2 separate regions of the Mus musculus genome follow, and region 2 is linked to region 1. A link is a loop called in an ENCODE intact Hi-C map of the cell type or tissue named here. Cell type or tissue: gastrocnemius. All regions are shown on one strand. Each heading gives the region's core, and the rest is flanking DNA. Links, peaks and the distances in the headings are about the cores only. Region 1 holds the start of Hccs (holocytochrome c synthetase). Region 2 overlaps Msl3 (MSL complex subunit 3).

The links. Peaks named below come from ENCODE experiments on the same cell type or tissue, not always from the same donor. Only the 100,000 strongest peaks of a DNase experiment are listed, where the experiment ranks them.
Region 2: it touches region 1 in a loop (3-fold over the local background); 6 of 42 quality-filtered maps call a loop at or near these places.

Annotation. Positions count from the first base shown.
Region 1 is chrX:169,318,168-169,321,077 of GRCm38, forward strand. Hccs (holocytochrome c synthetase) reads right to left here and starts at 2,205. Exons shown (of 7, transcript NM_001331049.1): 1 at 1,809-2,205; 2 at 1,271-1,423. The coding sequence starts at 1,382. It overlaps Gm15246 (predicted gene 15246), which reads left to right and starts at 2,228. Exons shown (of 6, transcript NM_001361166.1): 1 at 2,228-2,530. In gastrocnemius, for the core only: no CTCF peak of the experiment used is centred there; DNase peaks (open chromatin) are centred at 1,442, 1,686 and 2,286; H3K4me3 peaks cover 2,136 bases; H3K27ac peaks cover 2,325 bases.
Region 2 is chrX:168,658,866-168,661,775 of GRCm38, forward strand. All of the region lies in intron 10 of Msl3 (MSL complex subunit 3), which reads right to left. Among named protein-coding and RNA genes, the nearest start is that of Msl3, 14 kb to the right of the region's middle. In gastrocnemius, for the core only: a CTCF peak has its summit at 1,122 (motif pointing right); a DNase peak (open chromatin) is centred at 1,135.

The DNA of each region.
Region 1 (2,910 bases), core at 105-2,604:
CACATTCTTACTAATGCAAATAAACCAGGATGACAAGTCTTTAAAATAGATAAAATATAAATCATGCAGAGAACTACTTGAGGAAAGAAGCTCAGAGCAAAGACACACGTGCTTTGTCTGATTTGTCTCAACTTCTAGGAGAAATACTAGGAGACCATGGGATCTGTCCTTGTCCAAGGTCACAGAATTTTCACCAACTTTGCCACTTACTAGCTACATGACTTGAAGTACATAAATTACTCTGAGCTTTAGTTTCTTTCCTTGGCTATAAAACAGTCACACTGGTTTATAGACATGATAATGTAAACTCTCCTGGGCAAAGAATTTTTGTCTACTATATCTACTTCTCTCTCAGTGAAGAAACAAAACCCAGCAATGCTTGTCACAGGATAAGTGCTGACCTCTTGGAGAAAGTTGGCTCGAGGAGAGAAAGAGGAATGGTGACACTGGAAGCATGAGGACCCAACAACATGCACATTCAGTAAGCATACAACACTGTCCCGGTCTCAACTGTCTACAGCAGACATGCACTCATTAAAGAACTGTTTTGTTTCCAGCCTAGCACTGACATAATGCTCTATAAATTCACTTGGTGAAGGCTGATTTTGACCTAGATGAAGACCTTAACAGATATGGGAGTAGTGTATTTCAAACAGCTACACCGAGGTTTATTCAGCTCTGGCACCCTTACTATTTATGGACCAAAGACTCCATGTCTGAGGCTGTATGATGTCTATTTAGCACTATCTAATACCACCCCAGTCTATGTCAGCAGAACCATTTCCTCTCAGTTGTGAGAACCAAAATATGTATTCAATGATGGCTCTTTACATGCATAGCTGAAAGCCACTGATGTAGGCACTGGTAAACTTTGGAAAGACAAGGCTGATTTAAGGAAAAATTGCATAGATGACAGACTGTGAGATATAAAAAAAATTGTTTATGATAATATCTAGTGAGCAGCCAAATTGGACCAGCCCCAGAGTGCCTTAGTCCCGCTTTGCAAGCCTCACTACCAAGCTACAACTCTAGAACTGTGGCTCTCAGCCTGTGGGTTGACCCCTCTGGCAACGCACTATCTCCAACAATATTTCCATGACGAGTCAGAACAGAAGCAAACTTACAGTAATGACGTTGAAAGGAAAATAATGTTGTGGTTGAGTCACCACAACGTGCAGAACTGGGTCAAAGGGTCCAGCATTAGGAAGGTTTGAGAACCACCGCTCTAGAATCACTAGCTTTCTTTTAATTTTCGAGACAGGCAAGTTACCTTTCCTTTGCCCTTTATGCATCGGGCATCCTGAAGGTGGTGAAGCTGGCTGACCATCTGAAGCATTCGAGGCGTTTACTGCAGTAGCAGGAGAAGATGCTGAGGCACCCATGGCTGGAATCACAGGGGTCACTCCCAATCTAAAATACCCAGCTGCCAAAGCAAGAAATCAGATTAAAACGTGGAGGCTAAACAGTTGATATCCCCTTGTTATTCTGATCCTGGCTGGCCCTGGCTTTTTTTCACCATCCCTTGGGAGAGTAAGAGGTAGGGCACTGGTTCGGGGGTGGGGGTGGGGGGTGGTGAGGGGACACTTTGAAAACAGTGCCTCCATTGGGAAAATACCTTGAAGCCTATGCCACCATTTGGGGACCCGTGCCAGAGTCTGGAAACTTGTAAGATGCAACCACGTCGTGAAGACGGGTGTAGTCTTGATGGTGGGGTCCAAGGGAAAATACACTGAACTAGCCTCGAACCCGTGTTCCCAGTAGGGCAGGCGCCTCAGGGAAAATAGGAAGGTTAAAAAAAAAAAAGTCACCAAAACGGGAGGCAAGGAGCGGCGAAGGGCAGGAAGCCACCAGTGTTGCCTTCCCGTCTATGCGCGTCCCACCGGCACCGCGGTCTGCACAGTGCACCGGCTCCAGCCGGACCCGGACGCCGTCCTGTCCCCAAGTCACCTCGCCGACTGTCCCGCGCCGCGCGGCCCCGAGCGCGTCAACCTGCCCAGCCGAACTCACTCGGCAGCCGCCGGCTCCAGCCGAACCCGGGCGCCGCCCTGCCCCCAAGTCTCCGCTCCGACTTGTCCCGCGCGGCGCGGCCGCGAGCGCGTCGAACCGCCCAGCCGAAGTCGCTCGGCTGCACCCGCGGTTTTTCCTCACGCGGGGTCACCGCTAACGTCCGGTCACAGCCGGCGTTCTCGGGCGCCGTTACTTCCTGTTCCGAAGGCGGGACTTCCGGGAGCACGAGGCAAGCTCGCGCTGAGGAGAGGAACGGTCGTCAGGTCGGGCGGATCGCTCCCACCCCCTTCCGCTCCGAGGCCTCGAGCCGCCCGAGCCTTCTCTCCGTCTCCGCCCCTACGTGCGGGGCGGTGTGTTTAAGGGCGGGTCGGTCCACCCCTTCTCGCTCCGCGGCCTATAGGCGCCCGAGCCTTCTCTCCGTCTCCGCCCCTACGGGCCAGGCGGTGTTTTTTAACTCCGCCGGCCGGCCGGTAAGCCGCTCAGGGTGAGAAGTTAGGGAACCGCGGGGTGTCGCTTCCGAGGGGTAAGGCACGTCGCTGTGTTTTTCTAAGTCATCTCCTTAGGTTCTTGAAAGGTCAACTTGTATTTTTTCTTTTTTGGTTTTTCGAGACAGGGTTTCTCTGTGTAGCCCTGGCTGTCCTGGAACTCACTGTGTAGACCAGGCTGGCCTCGAACTCAGAAATCCGCCTGCCTCTGCCTCTGCCTCCTGAAGGCTGGGATTAAAGGCGTGCGCCACCACCGCCCGCTCAACTTGTATTTTTTAATGAACAAGCGATATTTGTGCTTATTTGTGGAATAAAGTGCTATAATTAAGTAGACGCACTTAAACTTCCACCGCCTAGTCCTTTCAAGGACTCTGGCAACCGTTGTGAGTGTACTCCATGGAATTCACAGCCTTCATCT
Region 2 (2,910 bases), core at 144-2,643, 660 kb before region 1:
GAACGACTTAAAATTAGATTAATGAGATACTGGATTTTAAAATTTTCGACAGTGCTCATCTTCTGGGGATACATTCCATCTTGGTGGGCAAGGCATGCTGGCAGGATTGGGAGACTGGCTGCTCACACTACATCAAGTCAGGAAGCTGAAAGTGGGCAGGAAATCTGGCCAGTCTATAAAAACTAAAGGCTCAGTTCCGGTGACGCACTTCCTCCAGCAAGCTCCACCTTCTAAAGGTCCCACAATCTTCCCTAACAGTACCACCAGCTAGGGACCTAGTGTTCAAAAAGGCTTCACATTCACACTATCACAGCACTGAGCCCTCCTCCCTCAAACAGGAAATATTACCAAGAATATATCAATTCCTGCTCTTTGAGTCATTTTGGAAACTAAGTTGAATCATATCAGAGTTAGTTTCTCTACCTTTACTCAGATTTTCAGACTGCTAGATGGACTGGGAATTTTGAAAAAATTGAGAGCTATCTTTCAGAACTCTGTGGTGAGTTTCTCTAGAAATACCTTAGTCCATCAGCAAGCCAAAGCCTAGTCCATTTTTGTTATGTCTCAGCTCTATTACCACAGAAGAACTTATGTTGCAGGAAATCCTCTATGAGAAAAAGCAGAAGGGTGCCCAACCACAAAATATCACAAATGCTGGCACCGTCAACCCGAATAAAATAAACTAGAAGTTCACAAGTGCTCTGGGATGCCAAGAAGAAGGCCCCAGCCTCCTTCAAGCTTCTGTAGCCTTCATGTAGATTTCCTATCTCATCCGTGGCAGCCAGTTCTAACTTCTTCATACCAACTTAGCATCGAACCCTTGCCACCCACACAGGAAGCTTAGAATTGCTTCTGGATCGAATGTTGCTCAGAGGGACGAGATGGGCATTTGTAATTAGTACAGAGATTCTCCATGAGAACCAAAGTGCATCTTAGCCAGCCATGTGATCATCCAGACCCTTCCCAAATTCAATCCGCAATTGGTATTCGAAGAAAGGGGCATGAGTGCTTTGGATAAATAGCCCTAGTTAAAACCCATCGTGGAAGAGGTTCTGAAACGTCCTTAAAGTCACTATAGATTCCTGAGTCCCAAAAGCCTGCTGAATTTCACTGTTTACCACAAAGCATTCTGCTCTACCATTAACCACTAGATGGCAGTACTGATCTGAGTGGAAGTGGTCTTTGCCTGACTGTTCAGAAGCCCAGAAAGAAAGAAAGAAAGAAAGAAAGAAAGAAAGAAAGAAAGAAAGAAAGAAAGAAAGGAAGGAAGGAAGGAAGGAAGGAAGAAAGAAAGAAAGAAAGAAAGAAAGAAAGAAAGAAAGAAAGAAAGAAAGAAAGAAAGAAAGAAAGAAAAAGAAAGAAAGAAAGGAAGGAAGAAAGAAAGAGAGAAATACCATTTCCCATAAATACAAAGCCTGTAGTGGCAAAGCATTCAAGTAAATGGGCTTAACGGCTAGCCTAATGCTGGCATGCTTTCAAAGGGATGGCTATTAGGGTTACTCTTCCTGGAGGAGAATCAGATGTTTAAAAAAAAGAAATAGCTTCAGATCCTGCGAAGCCATCATTTTCCACAAGGGGGATTATGGTTATCAGTCACAAGGCTGCTGTGTGTTTGGTCTGTAATGCTCCTGAGATACCCAGTGCTCCCTTCGTGCAACACTAATTAACTTCCCTCTAACTTAGTCCATCGAACAAGACTTTCTGCTGACTCTGTCCCAATTTAGTTCTTAATAAACTTGCTTGGCATAACAAATAGACTGTGAAAGAAAACTTGATCCTAAACTTTCTTTTCTCTGTATTATGCTCTCTTCATCTTCTGATCTCCTGCTCCTCTCTCTTAGGACCCCATCACTACAGAACAACCTGCTGGTTTAGGTCACCTATAAATAATTTATTAAAGCTAAAAGAATATTTTTAGCTCATGCATATCATATAGTATTTATATTTCAGTGTTCACAATAATGGTATATTGAAACACAGTACACATCCCATTTATATATTGTTTGAAGCTGCTTTATAGTTGATTCATCTTAATTGACATCACATGGCCCACAGAACCTAAAATGTGGCTCTTAAGAATAAAAGTTTTCATTAAACTCTAAAAAGTCATCAGGGAAATGCAAATCAAAACAACCCTGAGATTCCACCTCACACCAGTCAGAATGGCTAAGATCAAAAACTCAGGTGACAGCAGATGCTGGCGAGGATGTGGAGAAAGAGGAACACTCCTCCATTGTTGGTGAGATTGCAAGCTTGTACAACCACTCTGGAAATCAGTATGGCGGTTCCTCAGAAAAATGGACATGGTACTACCGGAGGATCCCGCAATACCTCTCCTGTGCATATATCCAGAAGATGTTCCAACCGGTATGAAGGACACATGCTCTACTATGTTCATAGCAACCTTATTTATAATAGCCAGAAGCTGGAAAGAACCCAGATGCCCCTCAACAGAGGAATGGATACAAAAAATGTGGTACATTTACACAATTGAGTACTACTCAGTTATTAAAAAGAATGAATTTATGAAATTCCTAGGCAAATGGTTGGACCTGGAGGGCATTATCCTGATTGAGGTAACCCAATTACAAAAGAACTCAAATGATATGTACTCACTGATAAGTGAATATTAGCCCAGAAACTTAGAATACCCAAGATATAAGTTACAATTTGCAAAACACATGAAACTGAAGAAGAACAAAGACCAAAGTGTGGACACTTTGCCCCTTCTTAGAATTGGGAACAAAACACCCATGGAAGGAGTTACAAAGACAACGTTTGGAGCTGAGACAAAAGGATGGACCATCTAGAGACTGCCATATCTAGGGATCCATCCCATAATCAGCCTCCAAACACTGACACCATTGCATACACTAGCAAGATTTTGCTGAAAGGACCCTGATATAGCTG